2 separate regions of the Homo sapiens genome follow, and region 2 is linked to region 1. A link is an interaction called in ENCODE POLR2A ChIA-PET data of the cell type or tissue named here. Cell type or tissue: GM12878. All regions are shown on one strand. Links, peaks and the distances in the headings refer to the core of each region. The heading gives the core; the rest is flanking DNA.

Region 1 (2,907 bases), core at 129-2,628:
TCTATTCTTAGTTCCTTTGTTTCAAACATGTAGTAGTATATATTCTGCTAGGGATAAGATAGTTTCTTTGTTTTCTTAAAAATAATGTTTATCTGAGGCCGGGCGTGGTGGCTCACGCCTGTAATCCCAGCACTTTGGGAGGCCAAGGTGGGTGGATCACCTCAGGCCAGGAGTTCGAGACCAGCTTGACCAACATGGAGAAACCCTGTCTCTACGAAAAATACAAAATTAGCCGGGCATGGTGACGCATGCCTGTAATCCCAGCTACTCGGGAGGCTGAGTCAGGAGAATCGCTTGAACACAAGAGGCAGAGGTTGCAGCGAGATGAGATCACGCCATTGCACTCCAGCCTGGGCAACAAGAGCAAAACTCCGTCTCAAAAAAAAAAAAAGTTTATCTGAAATGATTTAATTTGATGATATAGATGGAATTGTCTGTTTGCTTTTAGTACCTACATTTTCGTTATGAATCTAGGTGTGTAAAGAGTGAGGAGCCAGCCAGGCACTGTGGCTCACACCTGTAAACCCAGCACTTTGGCAGGCTGAGGCAGGAGGATCACTTGAGGTCAGGAGTTTGAGGCCAACGTGGGCAACATAGCAAGACCCCTGTCCCTAGAAAAGATAAAAAATAAAAAACTAGCCAAGTGTGGTAGCATGCACCTGTAGTTCCAGCTACTCTGGAAGCTGAGGTGGGAGGATTCCTCAGGCCCAGAAAGTTGAGACTGCAGTGAGCTGTGATCGGGCCACTGCACTTCAGCCTGGGCAACAGAGTGAGATCTTGTCTTTAAAAAAAAAACAAAAGAAAAAGAGCGAGAAGCCAAAGGAATTAGCTGTAGGTCAGGAGCAAGGACCAGCTGAAGCTGGCTACAGAGATATCTCCTAATTGAGTAATTTTCATCTCATCCTTAGAATCTTACTGTAAGCCTTCCATCAGGCCTCTCTGGCATTCAACCCCCGTGTGCAGGTGTTTGAATTTGTAAACCTTTCCATTCTTCAGGTTTCTTACCCATAAGATAGGGATAATTACAATGCCTTCCTTGTAAGTCCCTTTTGAGATTATATGGGAGTTGCTTATGATGTGCCTGGCACACCATAATCCCTCAGTAAATGGTAATAATTCAATAAAAGAGAGAGGACAGGAGAGTTAGGATGAAATATTTCTGTTACTAATTTTGAGGCTTACATACTTAAGTGCAGTGGTGCCGGGCGTGGTGGCTCACCCCTGTAATCCCAGCACTTTGGGAGGCCGAGGCGGGTGGATCACGAGGTCAGGAGTTCAAGACCAGCCTGGCCAAGATGGTGAAACCCTGTCTCTACTAAAAATACAAAAAATTAGCCGGGCGTGGTGGTGTGAGCCTGTAATCCCAGCTACTCTGGAGGTTGAGGCAAAGAATTGCTTGAACCTGGGAGGCGGAGGTTGCAGTGAGCCCAGATCGCGCCACTGCACTCCAGCCTGGGCTACTGAGCGAGACTCCGTCTCAAAAAAAAAAAAAAAAAATGCAATGGTTGACAGCAACATGATCAGTGTTCTAGCCCAAAATAAGGGCTAGAACATTCAAACTGCAGCACCTTCTGCAGGGGATAGGCCTCTGAAAAGTACCCAACAAGAAAAAGCAGAACAAAATATGCACTCACTCTCAAAAGATAGAAGAGGAACTGAGATAGAAGAGCTGAGAGGTGTATGCCAAAACCAGCTAATAAGTGAGTTTACTCCACCCTCAGCAATAAGGGACACCAAGTCTATTTATTCACAGTGGCTCCACAGAACTCCCAGAAAGGGGTCCTTGAAGAAATCCACTATCTTTCTTGCAGATCATACTGGGGCAGGAAAGAAATACAAAAGAAATCCGGCCGGGCGCGGTGGCGCACTTTGGGAGGCTGAGGTGGGTGGATCACAAGGTCAGGAGATCGAGACCATCCTGGCTAACACAGTGAAACCCCATCTCTACTAAAAATACAAAAAAAAAAAAAAAATAGCCTGGCATGGTGGCAGGTGCCTGTAGTCCCAGCTACTCAGGAGGCTGAGGCAGGAGAATGGCGTGAACCCAGGAGGCGGAGGTTGCAGCGAGCCGAGATCGTGCCACTGCTCTCCAGCCTGGGCAACAGAGCAAGACTCCGTCTCAAAAAAAAAAAAGAAATCCAACTCTTTCTTTGAACTGTGTCACAGGAATCAGAGTTGCTAATGCCACAGAGGCAAGGGCTGGAATGCTCCCTCCCTGTTGTGAACTACCCTCTTAGTGGCAAATAACGTTCATAAGAATCTTCCTTGGAAGCTGGATTTGTTTGTCAGAGCTACATTCAGAGATTGTTTGCATTAACTTTGTGTTCCGAAGATCTACATTTTAATTGCTGATGCGTTTGTCTGTTTCTGAGTTTGAAATTTCATTGATTTTTCACTTTCACTGTTTTTTACTTTCTTAAAAGTAATGCAGAAGAAGGTTTTGTAAAGTTTTTTTTTTTTTTAAGGAAAAAATGTTGCTCTTTTGAAGTCTGTATAGCACACTGTTAATTGTCAGTATGACTCAGGACTTTTAAAAAATAATGTCGGCCGGGCGCGGTGGCTCACGCCTGTAATCCCAGCACTTTGGGAGGCCGAGGCGGGTGGATCATGAGGTCAGGAGATCGAGACCATCCTGGCTAACAAGGTGAAACCCCATCTCTACTAAAAATACAAAAAATTAGCCGGGCGCGGTGGCGGGCGCCTGTAGTCCCAGCTACTCGGGAGGCTGAGGCAGGAGAATGGCGTGAACCCGGGAAGCGGAGCTTGCAGTGAGCCGAGATTGCGCCACTGCAGTCCGCAGTCCGGCCTGGGCGACAGAGCAAGACTCCGTCTCAAAAAAAAAAAAAAAAGTAATGTCTAGCTGGGCACGGTGGCTCACGCCTGTAATCCCAGAACTTTGGGACGCTG
Region 2 (2,907 bases), core at 277-2,776, 210 kb after region 1:
AACGCCTCTGACACAATGAGTGTATGCTAGCATTTAACGTTTTTGTCCTTTTATATTTAGCAACTCATTTTCCTATTAAGAAGTTATAGATGGAAAAACCTCTGCTAGATCACCGTGTCCAGAGTCCTTTTTCTGTAAATGTCTTATTTTTGACCATTCATGTTGTGTTTTGTTGATCTCACACAATAAGAACAGAATAGCCATTTCATTCACCAAGTTCCAGTAGTAAAAAACACCTTGAAATGTAAATGACCTTTAAAATATTAAAATAATTTTTAAGTGTAAATGAATCTACTCATTACCGTCTTTACTCATGGAGCTTGTGTTAGAGAGGTAGTCTAACTAGAGCCTTTTTTCTTCCTCTATTTTCATATATTCTGGATTGTGGTAATATGGTTTTTATAATCAAACAAATCAATTTAGGAAGTAAAGAGAAGAAAGATATTTGCCATTTATTTCTTCTTTTGATCTTAAAGATACAACCACTCCGCAAATGTTCCAGGTCAAGCTCATTGAAAGAGTCAAACACTGTCTTCCTGCTTTTCCATTGAATGTGCACCTGTGTGCCCAAGGCAGTCTTTTACTCACACCTTCCCTTTTCAGTTTGCCAAGCCTCTTCTGGTCCTTTCTGAGCCACGTCTAACCCTAAAGACTGCCCTTGTCCCTGAAGCTTCAGCTTTGTGTGTTTCAGGCCAACTGGCGCCTGGAAAGAGGGAGGGTGAAGAGAGAGGGAGACCGTGTGTGTGTGTGTGTGTGTGTGTGTGTGTGTGTGTGTGTGTAGAGAGAGGGAGACCGTGTGTGTGTGTGTGTATGTGTGAAGAGAGAGGGAGACCGTGTGTGTGTGTGTGTGTGTGTGTGTGTGTGTCACATGCGCTCTCTAAATTCTTTTGATAAAGAATCTGAACGCCACTCCCTTCCAAAGAGTTTTCAGACCAGGAGTCTGGGTACTTCTTTAAGATATCCTTGGCCTAAGCTTCTCAGATGGTGAAAGTGTTTGTTTCAACCACTGACTGCAAGCAGCTAAACTAGCTTTCCTGTGAATGAGACGCACCCAGCCTACTCACAGCCATACCCACTCCACCTTGCCCTGGAGTCCTTGGGCCTGATACAGTTGGGGGATGAACAGCAGGTGTGCTGAACTCATAATGAGAGGTTTCCGCTGTGGGATTGCCTATATCCTGCCCCCGACAGAGGCTCCTGTAACTTTACCTTTGAACTCTCCTTGTATTCAGCCCCTGATCCATGGGATTTGGTGACAATCCCTGGCTGGCAGGAAGCTTTGATCCTTGGGGAGTCCAGAGGAAGTCCTATGATGTGTGGGATCCCTAGAGTCACAGGGATTGGGAAGAAGCTCTATACCAGGATGGGTTGCTAAGATAGACCCATTAATTAAGCAGGAGGCTTTGCTTAACACTCAGTTACTAAAAACAGAGATCCGGTAACTGATAACAGGGAGCTCAGCACCCCTCAAGTGTGGAGTGGGTTTTGCACAGGCAGTATTGTTATTTTAAGGACACAGAAGTGCCCAGGGGGAAATTCCTACCCACACGGAGAAAGAGCAGAATACCTGTGAGTATCCCTTTTTAACAAGTAAAAGCTGACTTTACTTTGAATGTTAGGAGGCTCTAGCAAAAAAATCTCAAAGATATTTCTAAGTGAAAGATTCCTCTAAAAGGAAAAAAAAAAAAAAGATGACCTTGTAACAAACACTGGAGGATGGGGCACAGGAAGCCAGGAGAGCAGCCTGGGTGACAGAGTGAGACCTTCTTTAAAAAAAAAAAAAAAGTGGAAGCTCTAGAATTTCTATATATAGAGATGCTTTGGGCTATAATCCATTGGAGAGAGTGTTGGGAGATTTGTCTTTAGGCTGTACCTGCATAGCAAGCATGCTGGTTTTGCTTGGAAACTGCCTTCTTTTTGTGATGGCCTGGGAGCTGGAACTTACTAAAGTTCCCCCAAGCCATTTCCTTGGTGCCACCCACTGGCTGGGAATAAATGTCAGAGTGAAGGCACTTTCACAGAGCAGGTACAGGTTCCTCTTCCTCCACCCACCTCCAAAGGCGGAAATGACTTCCTTTGCTTCCAGAGAATTGCCTGCGTTTCTCTCTTAGAACGGAGATCACTCCATGTGGGGTGTGTGTACTGCCTCCCCACAGGGCTGTAGCTGCCACCTGGGAGGGTTCGTGCCTTATTCATCTTTTTTATCGCCAGCACAGTGCCTGGGCATGACAGAGGCCCATAGTACTGATTATTGAATGAGTGAGTAATCATGAGGCAATAGCGGTGGAGAGTCATCCTCTGCCGGGAATTAGCTCATTTTCATGCGGCCAGCCTCAGGAAAAATAAGACTTCCTTGCCCAAAGACAGGTTAGAAAGGGCACTCGAAGCCAGGCCTGGTGGCTCACGCCTGTAATCCCAGCATTTTGGGAGGCCGAGGCCGGCAGATCACAAGGTCAGGTGTTTGAGACCAGCCTGGCCAATATGGTGAAACCCAGTCTCTACTAAAAATACAAAAATTAGCTCGGCATGGTGGCGGGCGCCTGTAATCCCAGCAATATGGGAGGCTGAGGCAGGAGAATCGCTTGAACCCAGGAGGCAGAGGTTGCAGTGAGCCGAGATCATGCCATTCACTGCTCTCCAGCCTGGGGGGCACAGAGCAAGACTCCATCTTAAAAAAAAAAAAAAAAGGCACTCGGGTGAGGCCACAGAGTCAGGCCCCCGACCTAGGAGACCTGACTGTGGCTCAGAAGCTCCCTGAGAAAGCCCAGGAGGTAACTGCCCAGCAGGGACCAGGCAGCATCTTCCTGAGGTTTGCTCACAGGACTCAGGTGCTTCACGTGGTGACACTGGGCTAGGAGCATTGAGGGTTGTTTGCAGGCTGACCGTATAATATGTGGGTCCCAGTGC

The links. ChIA-PET counts read pairs that join two places held together with the same protein. Peaks named below come from ENCODE experiments on the same cell type or tissue, not always from the same donor. Only the 100,000 strongest peaks of a DNase experiment are listed, where the experiment ranks them.
Region 2: POLR2A ChIA-PET joins it to region 1 with 5 read pairs; 3 of 35 experiments call an interaction of 5 or more read pairs at or near these places.

What each region holds. Positions count from the first base shown.
Region 1 is chr16:68,863,797-68,866,703 of GRCh38, forward strand. All of the region lies in intron 3 of TANGO6 (transport and golgi organization 6 homolog), which reads left to right. Among named protein-coding and RNA genes, the nearest start is that of TANGO6, 22 kb to the left of the region's middle. In GM12878, for the core only: no CTCF peak of the experiment used is centred there; a DNase peak (open chromatin) is centred at 1,647.
Region 2 is chr16:69,071,290-69,074,196 of GRCh38, forward strand. All of the region lies in intron 17 of TANGO6 (transport and golgi organization 6 homolog), which reads left to right. Among named protein-coding and RNA genes, the nearest start is that of HAS3, 33 kb to the right of the region's middle. RefSeq lists enhancers at 369-1,088, 1,089-1,806, 1,807-2,525, 2,526-2,907. In GM12878, for the core only: no CTCF peak of the experiment used is centred there; no DNase peak of the experiment used is centred there.